4 separate regions of the Homo sapiens genome follow, and all the other regions are linked to region 2. A link is a contact called in ENCODE Hi-C or POLR2A ChIA-PET data. All regions are on one chromosome and are shown on one strand. The core of a region is the stretch at or near the end of the contact, and the rest is flanking DNA. Distances in the headings are between cores, read along the strand shown.

The links. Hi-C counts contacts between places; a loop is a spot of excess contacts on that map. ChIA-PET counts read pairs that join two places held with the same protein, here RNA polymerase II (POLR2A). Pooled maps may share reads with other maps.
Region 1: a pooled map shows a loop between it and region 2 (4-fold over the local background). The contact joins two enhancer-like sites. A Hi-C loop is called at or near these places in 2 of 50 pooled maps. POLR2A ChIA-PET finds 5 or more read pairs at or near these places in 2 of 52 experiments (CD4-positive, alpha-beta T cell and GM12878).
Region 3: a pooled map shows a loop between it and region 2 (4-fold over the local background). The contact joins two enhancer-like sites. A Hi-C loop is called at or near these places in 2 of 50 pooled maps. POLR2A ChIA-PET finds 5 or more read pairs at or near these places in 2 of 52 experiments (PC-9 and WTC11).
Region 4: a map of PC-9 shows a loop between it and region 2 (5-fold over the local background). The contact joins two enhancer-like sites. A Hi-C loop is called at or near these places in 2 of 168 maps with a recorded cell type or tissue (PC-9 and endothelial cell of umbilical vein), 2 of 37 single-sample maps with no recorded cell type and 11 of 50 pooled maps. POLR2A ChIA-PET finds 5 or more read pairs at or near these places in 2 of 52 experiments (AG04449 and activated CD4-positive, alpha-beta T cell).

What each region holds. Positions count from the first base shown.
Region 1 is chr7:2,756,764-2,759,953 of GRCh38, reverse strand. All of the region lies in intron 2 of GNA12 (G protein subunit alpha 12), which reads left to right. It also overlaps a transcript of AMZ1 not described here. Among named protein-coding and RNA genes, the nearest start is that of AMZ1, 70 kb to the right of the region's middle. RefSeq lists an enhancer at 1,677-1,966. Within about 2 kb of position 1,598, at least 37 of the 41 ENCODE cell types and tissues checked have a DNase peak (open chromatin) inside an H3K27ac peak, as active enhancers do.
Region 2 is chr7:2,450,279-2,453,458 of GRCh38, reverse strand. No RefSeq gene overlaps it. Among named protein-coding and RNA genes, the nearest start is that of GRIFIN, 25 kb to the left of the region's middle. RefSeq lists a silencer at 906-985 and enhancers at 914-1,567, 1,568-2,223. Within about 2 kb of position 1,923, at least 7 of the 41 ENCODE cell types and tissues checked have a DNase peak (open chromatin) inside an H3K27ac peak, as active enhancers do.
Region 3 is chr7:2,795,562-2,798,761 of GRCh38, reverse strand. The region is part of intron 1 of GNA12 (G protein subunit alpha 12); the gene reads left to right. Among named protein-coding and RNA genes, the nearest start is that of GNA12, 47 kb to the left of the region's middle. Within about 2 kb of position 1,728, at least 19 of the 41 ENCODE cell types and tissues checked have a DNase peak (open chromatin) inside an H3K27ac peak, as active enhancers do.
Region 4 is chr7:2,862,199-2,865,344 of GRCh38, reverse strand. No RefSeq gene overlaps it. Among named protein-coding and RNA genes, the nearest start is that of GNA12, 19 kb to the right of the region's middle. RefSeq lists a silencer at 650-729 and enhancers at 1,507-1,636, 2,285-2,931. Within about 2 kb of position 1,549, at least 39 of the 41 ENCODE cell types and tissues checked have a DNase peak (open chromatin) inside an H3K27ac peak, as active enhancers do.

The DNA of each region.
Region 1 (3,190 bases), core at 349-2,848, 310 kb before region 2:
CCTACACAGCCTGCTTGGCAGGAGCAGGTGGCAGAAAGCAGGGAGCGGAGCTTTTCAAAGGACCTCAGCTGGCCGTGGGGCTCTGAGACGGGGGCGGACAATCGCATTGGACGGCATCTGCACCCGTTGCAGAAACTGCCTGGAGGGAGCGGCCCAGCCCTAAGGACAGTTTTTTTCATGGCCTTCAGTCTGTGTTTTTTCTCTTTTGCTCTTTTTAAAATTCTGAAGTGTATACATCTCTCTCCTATCCTGTATGACTACAGAAGAGGGTCTGAAAAAATAGGCACAGCGTGAAACAGCATGAACAAACACCTCTGAACCTGCCACTCAGATGAAAAACATCAACAGTAATTCATAAACCCCATGTGAGCCACTACCGCCACCCCAGCGTCACCACTATTCTAGTATTTGGCTAATTATTCCTTTCCTTTTACTTGTCTTTTTACCACCTATTCCTAAACAGTAGTAACTTACCACTTGGGCATGTTATTTAACCACTTTGTCTCAGTCTTCCCATCTGTCACATGGACAGAACAGTAATAACACACCGTGAGTATTGTGAGAATGAAGGTGATATGGGGGAGGCCCTTAGAACAGTGCAGGCACATAGGAAGTGCAAGGTAGGTGTGAGTTCTTACAGCTAGCGCTTTGTTTCCTTTTGCCTGTGTTTTAACTTCATGTAAATAAGGACAGTATAACCATTTTATGACTTATTTCTTCAGCGTTATATTTTGAGATCCATCATGGGGTTTTTATTTTTATTTTATTTATTTATTTATTTATTTATTTATTTATTTATTTATTTATTTATTTTGAGACAGTGTTTTGCTCTGTGGCCCAGGGCTGAGTGCAATGGTGTAATCTCGGCTCATTGCAACCTCCGCCCCCTGGGTTCAAGTGATTCTCCTGCCTCAGCCTCCCCAGTAGCTGGGATTACAGGCGCCCACCACCACGCCCCGCTAGTTTTTGTATTTTTAGTAGAGACGGTGTTTCACCATATCAGGAGGCTGGTCTCGAACTCCTGACCTCAGGTGATCCACCTCGGCCTCCCAGAGCGCTGGGATTATAGGCATGAGCCACCGCGCCCAGCAGAGACCCATCATGTTGATACATGCGGTGATAACCCTCTCATATCCATTCTTCTGTGGTGTTCTATTAGATGAGTAAACTGCACTTGATTATCCACTGAACCAGAGGTGGGCACTGGTGGCTTCCAGCCTAGGGCTGTGACTCTGCTGTTAGGGGCACGCTGCTACACAGGCACCAACCTCTCTAGCACAGGGGTTCCTCCAAGTGTGCTGTGGGGGCCCCCGAGACCCTTTCAGGGGTTCCCCCAGGTTCCTTGAAAGGCTCCCCTGATTAGATCAGGCCCACCAAGATCACCTCCCTTTGGCTTAGCTGAAAGTCGCCCAATCACAGGAGATACGTTCCATCACACTCCAGCTTCCTCCCACGCTGCAGGGGAAGAAATTGCACAGGGCGTGTGTCATTGAGGCTCGTCTTAGAACCCTGACAGCACAGAACACATGAAACTGCTGAGACACTGTCTGCCCTTTACACCCTCTTTCATGTGCAAGCCTGCATTGGAGCTTTTCAGAGGCCACACGACGTATGAGGATGTCATCACTTGGATGGCGAATGAGATAAGTGTTTGCAGAGCCTTGTTTTCTTAAAGTGCTAGGATTACAGTGTGAGCCACTGCACCCGGCCCTAAAGCCTTGTTTTCTTAAAAGCTCTGAGTTTTCATTTCTAATACTGTAAGCATCGATAGTTGGGGAGATGTTGAGTTTTTGGGTTTTTGTCTTTGTTTAAGAATAGGATAGTAAAAATAGAGGGGCTTTCCATAAAGAGCCTGAAGCAACAGCTGCTGACTCATCCTGTTGGTTTTGAGTTAGGGAGTGACTCATCCCCAAGCAAGAGGTTTTCCAGACATTTATTAGGTCTGTAGAGCTTGTGTTCTGTGTTAACCAGGCAGCTACATTTGCAGGGGGAGGGAAGAATCATTCCTTATTATTGCTATTCTGATGTGGGGACAGCGAACAGGAGTCAGAGAACCACTAAGCTATTAAAGGAAAAAATATTTAAGCTGCCATTTAAAAAGTCAGGTTTGAAAAAACACATGTCTTCATTGACTCAGCAAGCGTTCAGTACGTACTAAGTGCAAGAGGTCCCTGGGGCTGAGAATGTGCAGGGAAGATGACATTTTCCTTTATGCTTCATGGTTATTTTGCCCTAAGAAGTACTAAAGGTTTTTTGTTGCTGGATGAAAAGATTACCACCAATTAGCAACTTAAAACGGCACAGATGTAATGATCTCCCAATGTGCTTGGGTCAGCAGCCTGGGCATCCAGAGTTCGCCACGTGCTCTGCTCGGAACCTCGCAGGCTGGTGCACCTGGCCGCGTTCCCATCTAAGGCTTGTCATCCTTTTTCAAGCTCACTGGTACTGGCAGAGTTCATTTCCTTGCAGTCCTCTGACTGATGTCCCATTTTCTTACTAGCTGGCAGCTCCTAGGGGTGCCCTCACTTCCTTGCCACGTGGCTCCTCCTCATAACACGGCTGTGTGCTTTCTTCTAGGTCAGCAGGAGAGCACCTCTTTTAAAAGGCCCACCTGACATGGCGAAACCCTGTCTCTACTAAAACTACAAAAAATTAGCCGGGCATGGTGGCGGGCGCTGCGGTCCCAGCTACTTGGGAGGCTGAGGCAGGAGAATGGCGTGAACCCGGGAGGCAGAGCTTGCAGTGAGCCAAGATCGTGCCACTACACTCCAGCCTGGGTGACAGAGCAAGACTCCGTCTCAAAAAAAAAAAAAAAAAAAAAAAAGGCCCACCTGATTAGATCGGGCCTGCCAAGGTCACCTCCTTTTTTCCCCCGCCTTGGGACAGAGTATCGCTCTGTTGCCCAGACTGGAGTGCCACTGGCACAATCACGGTTCACTGCAGCCTCGAACTCCCCAGCTCAAGAGAACCTTCCACTTCAGCCTCCTGAGTAGCTGGAACTACAGGCATGTGCCACCACACCCGGCTACTTTTTAAATTTTTAATAGAGATGAGGTCTCACTGTGTTACCCAGACCAACCTCAAATGGCCTGGGCTCAAGGGATCCTCCCACCTTGGCATGAGCCACCATACCTGGCCCAAGAGCACCTCCTCTTTGACTAACTTAAAGTAACCAAATCACAAAAGTGAT
Region 2 (3,180 bases), core at 674-3,173:
ATAGGAGAATCGCTTGAACCCAGGAGGCGGAGGTGGCAGTGAGGCAAGATTGTGCTACTGCACTCCAGCCTGGACAACAAGAATGAAACTCCGTCTCTAAATAAATAAATAGATAAATAAATAAATAAATAAATAGTGTTTTATTTTATATATACTGGCAACAAACATTCTGAAAATAGAAATAAGAGAACAATTTCATTCACAATAGCATAAAGAATAACAAAATACTTAGGAATAAATGTAACAAAAAAAGTGCAAGGCTTATATGCTGAAAAAGACAAAATATTGTTGAGACAAATTAAAAGAGGCTTAAGTAAATGGAGACGGGGCCCATGTTCAAGGATGGATGGGCAGTGCTCCTCGAATTGATCTACATATTCAGCACAATCCCGGCCAGGTGTGGCGGCTCATGCCTGTAATCCCAGCACTTTGGGAGGCTGAGGCAGGAGGAATTCAACCCTAAGACCAGCCTGGACAACACAGTAAAACCCCATTTCTACAAAAAAAAAAAAAAAAAAAAAGTCAGGCCTGGTAGCGCATGCCTATAGTCCTAGCTACTCAGGAGGCTGCAGCAGGAGGATCCCTTGAGCCCGGGAGGTTCTAGGCTGCAGTGGTGCGATCACAGCTCACTGCATCACTACACTCCAGCCTGGGCAACAGAGCAAGACCCTGACAAAGGGACGAGGAGGGGAGGGGAGAGGGAGGGGATGGGGGAGGGGAGGGAGGGAGTGGGGAGGGGGAGAGAAAGGAAGGAAGGAAGAAGGGGGGAAGGGAGGGAGGGAAGGGAGGGAGGAAGGAAGGAAAGAAGAAGGAAAAGAAAGAAGGAAAGAAAAAGGAAGGAAAGGGGAGGGGAGGAGAGGGGAGGGGAGGGGAGGGGAGGGGAGGGGAGGGGAGGGGAGGGGAGGGCAGGGCAGGGCAGGGCAGGGCAGGGCAGGGCAGGGCAGGGCAGGGCCGGGCAGGGGAAACTGGGGAGCCCCCGTGAGGCCGGCCCAGGGCCGGGCAGGGGAAACTGGGGAGCCCCCGTGAGGCCGGCCCCAGCTCTTCACAGCCCTGGGACTGGGTTTTCCGGCTCAGCTGTGTCATTTGCTGAGTGGCCGCTGCTTCCAGCTTCTGACCTGCGGTTGCTGCCTCCTTCCCCCGACAAGTCCTTGTGCCCCCAGAGCCACTGACTGGTGGGAAGAGATGCCACGTTCCTGCCCTTGGGGCCACCTCAGCCCACTGGACTGTGTGTGCTCGGCCACCTGTGGGGGAGGGGCTCAAAGAGTGGCCTCAGCCAGCGTGGTCCTGGCAGCGCGTCTTGGGGCTTCAGGCCTGGGGAGTCGGAGCCACTCAGCTCCTTGAGTCCCCCAGAGGGGCCCAGAGCAGTGACCCAACAGCAAGTGAGTGGTGGAGTCAGTGTGAACTTGGTTCAAACTGGAAACAGGTCGCCCTCACGGACAGTGTTTGGTGGGAGGAAGACAGCTCTGGCCAGCATGGCCAGCATGGTGCTGAGGGCGCTGTGGGGCCCAGCAGACAGGAATCACGAGGGCGTCAGAGCCTGGGTGACCAGGCCCAGCCCTGCCACGGTGCCCCCAGATCACCCAGTGCCCTCCTGGTCCAGCCGCCCAGGGGGCTGAGCAGCCACTTCCTGTGCCCCCCACGGCCTGTCCAGAACCGGGACTGTACAGCCACCCACACAGGGACCGTGTCTCAGAGGCCCGGGAGGGTGGCCTCAGGGCTGGAGGGATGCTCACTCGGGTGGCCTCAGGGCTTTCGGACCCACGGGGGACATTGCATTACCAGGTTCACATGCGCTTTGGCCGGCCACCCCATGCCCTGCGTGCAGCCGCGTTTAGCCAAGGGTGCGCCGCAGGTCGCGTTCCTGAGCCGTGGCTGCCCCCTGGTGGAAGATGCCCAGGGCCCGGCCTGCCCAGCTCCATGCAGCCCCTCCAGGAGCCCTGTGCCAGGCTGCAGGCCCAGGACTCAGAGGTGGATCCACCCGAGGGAGCTCCTCTAAATGGCCCGGCTCACACCTTCCTCGGGCAGGCACAGGTCTCACTGGTTGGGGGGAATAGTTGCGTCAGCCATTCCTGGGGCAGTGGAAGGTCTGGGGGCCACTCCCAGGGCTGCGGGACAGGCTCAGCATTGTGGCCAGAATCAAAGAGGCCCGGAAGCACCCTGCCCGGGACAGAGAGCCAAGATCCTGGAACAGGGCCAGGCGCAGTGGCTCACACCTGCAATCCTACCACTTTGGGAGGCTGAGGCAGGCAGATCACCTGAGATCAGGAGTTCGATACCAGCCTGGCCAACATGGCGAAACCCCATCTCTACTAAAAATACAAAACAGCTGGGCATGGTGGCAGGCGCCTGTAATCCCAGCTACTCAAGAGACTGAGGCAGGAGAATCGCTTGAACCCGGGAGGTGGATGTTGCAGTGAGCCGAGATCGTGCCACTGCACCTCAGCCTGGGTGACAGGGCGAGAGTCTGTCCCCCCAAAGAAAAAACCCACAAGGGGCTGAGCTGCCACCCCTGCGGGGGTCCAGGAGATGCCAGGCCAGGCTGGGGGAAGCTGAGAGCAGCCCACCTCCCCCAAGCCCTGCAGGCTTGGGCTCAGCACCGTGTGGACCTGACGGGAGTTTCCCATGATTCTGGGCTCAAAATGCTGGGTGCCTGGGAGAGGGTGGGGGGCGGTGGGACATACCAGCTTGGATGAGAGCCCTGGGCCCCAGGCGTGCACCTGTGTCCTGCTACAAAGACGGGCAGTGGGGCGGAAGCAGCCACGGGCTGAGACACTGGATGTGTGCAAGTGTGTACGTAGGTGCCTGTGTGCTGTGTATATCAGTGAGGGTGAAATGGGTATTTTCTTCCTGTTCCCCAGGGAGTGGGGGGCCCCGAGGAAATTCGGGTCATGCCGGAGATGAAGAAGCTACACTGTCACGGACGTCCGGGTGGGTCGCGTGTCTGAGACCCCACACAGGAAGGAGCTGGAAGCCTTGGGTGAGGAGGCTACAGCTCCAGGAGCTCCTGCCTGTGCCTGCCTGCCTGGAACGCTCAGAGGCATCCCCCAGCCCTGCAGGGGCCCCTTCCACTGTCCCTCCTCAGCTGGCACCCTTGTGGGAAGGTGTGGAGAGCTGCCACCTCGGCCCCAGGGAGGGAATTCTTTACGCTTTTTTTTTTTTTTCCAGATGGCGTCTCACTCT
Region 3 (3,200 bases), core at 479-2,978, 350 kb before region 2:
TAGCTATATAATAAGTCTTAAAATCAGATAGACTGATTGTTCCCACTTTTCTTTTTCAAAGTTGCTTTAGCTAATTTAATGCTTTTTCATATAAATTTTCAAATAATCATATTTATATCTACAAAAGATCCTGCTGGGATTTTATGGAAATTGTGCTAAACCTGTTTATTAATTTAAGGATATTGGTACCGTGTTGAATCTTCTAATTCGTGACCGTGGTATATCTATTAGATTTTGAAAATTTCTTTCCTCAACATTTTGCAGTTTTCAGCACATAAGTCCTACACATATTTTGTTAGATTTATACCTGTTTCGTTTTTTTAGTGATAGTTAGTAGTAGTACATCTTTCATTTCACTTTCCACATGTTCATTGCTAGTATATAGAAAGACAATTGAATTTCGTGTGTTGACATTATATCCTGCAACTATTCTGGATTCATTTGTTTATTCTAGGAGTTTTTTTGGTAGATTACTTTGGGATTTTCAACATAGATCATCTTTTTATCTGCAAATGGGTTTAGTTGTGTGTTTTCTTTTTTTGTGTGTCTAATCTATTTGTTTTCCCCCCTGCTTTTCCTGAGCTGTGTGATCTTTTATTTCATTTTCCTACCTTGTCGCACTGGCTAGAACTTCCAGAACCATGTTGAATAGCAGTAGCAGAAGTAGGCATCTTTGTCTTTTCCTAGTGTTGGAGGGAAAGCATTCAGTCTTTCACATTAATTATGAGGTTAGCTGTATGTTTTTTTGTCAGTGTTCTTTATCAAGTTGAAGCATTTCTCTGTTCCTAGTTTGCAAAGGTTTTTTAAAATCATGAGTGGGTGGTAAGTATTTTTTTTATCCATACATTTGTCTTTCTAGCCAGACTCTGAGTTTCTGGGGGTCAGATACTGCTTCTTAAAGTTTGTTTCCCCCACAAACAAACACACTGAACAAATGTTTGTGGATTGGTAGAACTAGGCATGGTCTCCAACGGCAGACAGACAAGGTCCTGAGGGGAAAATCAGGGAGCATCTCTAACCAGACCGTCCTGGTCAGCTGGGTCTGGAGGAGACTTTCAACTACTCTTTGGTCATCATTACGTCTGACTCAGTGGTTCAAGGCAGAAGTGGAAGTTATAGGCACCAAATTGATGCTGCAGGAGAGAGATGAAGGAGGCAGAATGGATTCATCTGCTCTGCCCTGGGTGTCAGAAATGAAGATTTTTAGGATAAGTGCCAACTAAAAATCATTAAGTTGTACACTTCAAATTGATGAGTTATATGGTACATGGATTATAGCACAGTAAAACTGTTATTTAAAAAGGAAAAAAAAAAAAAGGCCGGATGCAGTGGCTCACACCTGTAATTCCTAGTGCTTTGGAAGGCTAAGGCCAGAGGATCAGTTGAGCTCAGGAGTTTGAGACTAGCCTGGGCAATATAGTGAGACCCTGACTCTACGAAAATCTTAAAATTAGCCGGGCGTAACGAGGCATGCCTGTGGTCCCAGCTCCTTGAGAGGCTACGGGCAAGGATCACTTGAGCCCAGAAGGTCGAGATTGCAGTGAGCCATGTTCATGCCACTGCACTCCAGCCTGGGTGACAGAGCAAGACCCAGTCTCCAAAAAAGGAACATAGATAAGTGCCTAGTGAGCAGGTGACCCTGGTTTTCTCTGTCCTGGAGGATGGGATGCTGCTCTCAGCTGGCCTGAGTCCCTCAGATTGCTCTGAGATGAGAAGGCTTTTCCAGATGGACAGATGTGTACTTGATAGCCTTCTCAGGGCCCTTGACCACTCTGTATACCCCCAGTGTAGACCATACCAGAGAGTATGCAGTGTGCCCCTCAGAAGAACACAGAAGTTCTCATAAACACTGCCTTGCTGATTTCGAAACATTAGTCTAAGGATGGTGGAACAGACCTCCTAACTGCTCAGGGGGTGCTGTTTTTGCTGAGAGAATATTTTCCAAAGGCTGGCTGCATTCCCTAATACTATGTTAGTTATTTCTTCATCCCTTTGACCCTGTTGATGAGGTAAGAAGGGGCAGAACAACATTAACTTTATCTTTAACAATGAGGAAACAAGCAAAAGAATGAAAAGTAGTTTCTCATCACAAACGATGGTGACGTTAAATCTAGAACATGATCCCCTGGCTCCCGTTTTGGTGGGCGGGCTACTTGGCTTGTCGTATTTTAGTCTTTTCCTGTCTCATGACTGCTGACTGCCTGGATTTGTATGTTTTCCCACCCGTTTTAAGCTGGAAGAAGCAGTTGTATCTTTTGGAATAGAGGAGCTGCCAGATTTCAGTGATGATGACAATAGTAGCGCTGGTAGTACTCTTGGCAGTACAGTCATCTCCCGTTATCCACAGCCAGCCGCCAACGGAAAATAGGCGCGGACGGTGATACCACATTTGAGAGACAGAAGGAGAGACCATATTTACTTAACTTTCATGACAGTATATTGTTATAATTGTTGTATTTTATTATTAGCTATTATTAATCTCTTACTGTGCCTAATTCATAAATTAAATTAAACTTTAAAAACAATACAGGTAGGGCTTGGTACCGTTCAGACATCCACTGAGGGTCTTGGAACTTATGCCACGGATAAGGGGTGGAGGCTACTATAGTTGTTGTTAAAACATTGTTTTTTTGGCGGGGAGGCTGAGGCGGGCGGATCAGCTGAGGTCAGGAGTTCGAGACCAGGCTGGACAACATGGTGGAACCCCCCTCTCTACTAAAAATACAAAAATTAGCAGTCCGTGGTGGTCTGTAATCTCAGCTAAAAATAAAAAATTAGCCGGGCCTGGTGGCAGGTACCTGTAATCCTAGCTACTTAGGAGGCTGAGGCAGGAGAATTGCTTGAACCTGGGAGGCGGAGGTTGCAGTGAGCCGAGATCACTCCATTGCACTCCAGGCCAGGGCAAAAAGAGTGAAACTCCATCTAAGAAAAAAAAAAAAAAAAAAGTTGTTTTTTTACTGATACACTTCATTTTCCAGTGAAATTTTCTGAAATTGTTGCCACCTCCTCCCCGCCCAGTTGTCTTTTTTCCAGTAGCTTTGCAAATGAATGATAGCAGAAAGCAGACTTCTTTCTGTGGTGCTTATGTACATCTGTTTTCTTTTTTTTCTTTTTTCTTTTCTTTTTTTTTTTTTGAAACAGGGTCTTGCTCTGTTGCCCAGCCTAGAATATAGTGCAGCAATCATAGATAACCGTAGCCT
Region 4 (3,146 bases), core at 300-2,799, 410 kb before region 2:
GGAGGAAATCCAGGACCTAATGAGAACAAATGGCAGCCTGGATAACTCATCTGTGGTCACAGATGAGATTTCCCCACCCGCTGCACCCCTAATTCAGCAGAGGCCATCTATGGGTTTCCTTGTGTGGCATGAGCGACACCTGGTGGTCACAGATGGGAATTTCGAGTCATGTTCTTCAGGCTGCTTGGGACACCCCACCTGGACCCCATCCCACTCTGGGCAAAGGCAAGACCACCACTGAGCTCAGGGTGCACCTGAGACTTGGCCGCAGCAAGGAGATGTAGATACAAGGATCACGTCAGAAGACGTTTCATTCATTCATTCACGTTCCCAAGCATTTAGTGAGCGCATACCAGGTATCAGGAAGAGATGAACAAAATGGTTTTATGAAGTTTGCATCCTAATGAGGAAAGCAGATAACAAGCATGTAAATATCAGATAATTCCTTACTGTTAAGTGCTGTGAGAATTCACAAGGTTCAGAAATTGAGTCAAAAATCTTTCTCAGTACCCTCAATAAGCTTCATCTCAGGCCGGGCGCAGTGGCTCACGCCTGTAATCCCAACACTTCAGGAGGCCGAGGCGGGGTGATAACTTGAGGTCAGGAGTTTGAGACCAGCCTGGCCGACAGTGAAACCCCGTCTCTACCAAAAAATAGAAAAATTAGCCAAGCGTGGTGGCACATGCCTGTAGTCACAACTACTCGGGAGGCTGAGGTGGGAGAATCATTTGAACCTAGGAGGCAGAGGTTGTAGTGAGCTGAGATCTTGCCACTGCACTCCAGCCTGGGCAACAGAGAGAGACTCTATCAAAAAAAAAAAAAGTGTAAGCCTCATCTTAGCTGAATCCCTGGACACTTACCTTGCCACAGGTCCCAGGCCCCAACCTCAGGAACTTTATATGGACTCTTGCGAAAGTGAGGCAGTGGAGTGACTGGGCAACGGATGTGGAATCAGGAAGACCTTGGGTTCCAATCCTGACTCTGCCACCTCCTAATTTTGTGGCCTTGGGCACATTACCTACCTTGTCTCAGCCTGTTTCCTCAACAGAGAAAAATGGGAATTACAACAGGACCTTATTACAGGACCTACCTCCTAGTTACAAAACTTAATGCCATAACTTACGGTCAGAAAAGTGCTTGGAGCATCTCCAGACCCAGAGAACCACTTGCAGTAAATATTAGCTGCTATTGTTATTGATATTACTATTGTGCCGACACTCCAGACCTTCTCCTCCTCCTCCTCTTCCTCCTCTTCCCCTCCCAACCCCAGAAGCCAGGAGAAAGAGGAAGGACCGCAGCCAGTCCCCCCGACCTCTCCCCTCCTTCTCCAGGGCTCTCCGGCCAAGGCTAAGCCAGCCCTTCAGTGGGGGACAAGATGAGTGCGAAATTGCATGTGAGATGGCAGTTTCAGACTCAACCAGACTGGCCTTTCTATTGCCCAGAATTACCCAAGCTGAGGCTAAGGGACAGGAAGCAGAGATTGGAAAGGGCAGGGCTGACGGGAGTGAGTCACTGGTGGGGAGAAAATGAACCACTTCCTGTGTGTTCCCACAGAGGTCAGGGCCCTCAGCAAACAGCGACAGGCTACAGGCTCGTTCTCCGGGCCTGGAGGAGGCTCGGTGCCCAGCGTCTCCGGAGGACTGGCTCTTCCCTCCGCCTGGGGAGTTTGCGGGCCCCAGACACAATCCCCAGGGAGGGGCTCGGCTCTGGACAGCCTTGGCCTCTTTCCCCAGATTTCCCCAGCACTCACACTCTCGGGAGGCTCAGGGTCTGTACTGAGAAGGGCCCTTGCTCGGCGTGGTGCTCTGCTGTGGCTGTTTTGAAATTCGTAATACTTTTTGGACAAGAGGCCCCACATTTTCATTTTGCACAAATTGTGCAGCCGGTCCTGAATCATTGCTGGCTTTCCAAGGTCACAGCCAGCAAATGGAACTAACTCCAGGGCTCCTGGTCATCTGTGCCCCCACAGATACCTTCTGGGGGTCTCTGAGGTCAGGCGCCCTCACCCTCCTCCTTCCCTGGAACACGGGCGACCACTGCCCACTTTGCCGCTGCGGCACCCTGAGCGCCGTGGCCCGTGCAGACCACCAGAGGAAGGATCCCGGGAGCCAGGACAGGGCAAGGAGGTTACTTGTTGGGGCAGAAACATGGCTACTGGTCCCCTAGGGCAGAGAAGACTGCAGGAAGTGGGGAAACCTGCCAGACAGCCACCCTGGGAGAGGAGGAAGACCTGTCATCCAGTAGCAAAAAATGCAAGTTCCGTGGTGGTCTAGCGGTTACAGGGAGGGAAAAAAATGCAAACACTTAGCGAGCACTGCCAAGGCGACCGGCATGTTCTGAGTTCATTCTCTGCATTTACCCCTTTATCTCCACCGGGTCACTTCCGTTTTACAGAATAGAAAACCAAGGGCCGGGTGCGGTGGCGCACACTTATAATCCCAGCACTTTGGGAGGCCGAGGAGGGCGCATTGTGAGGTAAGGAGTTCGAGACCAGCCTGGCCAACATAGTGAAACCCCGTCTCTACTAAAAATACAAAAATTAGCCAGGCGTGATGGCACACAACTGTAATCCCAGCTACTCAGGAGGCTGAGGCAGGGGAATTGCTCAAACCCGGGAGGTGGAGGTTGTGGTGAGCCAAGATCCTGCCACTGCACTCCAGCCTGGGCAACAGAGAGAGACTCCGTCTCGGGAAAAAAAAAAAAAGAAAACAAGGCACAGGGAGGTAAGGAAGTTGTTCAAGAGCCTACAGAGCTAGTGCCTGGCAGAGCTGGGGTCTACGCCAGGATGCACTTTGCACCCTGCCTGTTCTCCATACGTTAACTCGAATCTGTCCAATAACCGTACAGCACTTATTAGTACTGACCGATCATCTGTGATGTCTTAAGGGTAATGGGTAGAATTGTACTTCCTGGGACCTTAGCTGGGAGAGGCATAACTAGTACTGTATTAGTTGGGGGTTCTCCAGAGAAACAAAACCAGTAGGAGATTTTTTTATATGTAATTAATAAATTATGTATACACACACACACACACACACACACACACACTCTCAGCCCCTCATAGCTGCTTGTTCTGCATCTATGGATTCAATCACCCAGGGATGGAAAATATTTCTTAAAATAACAATACAACAATAAAAAATAAA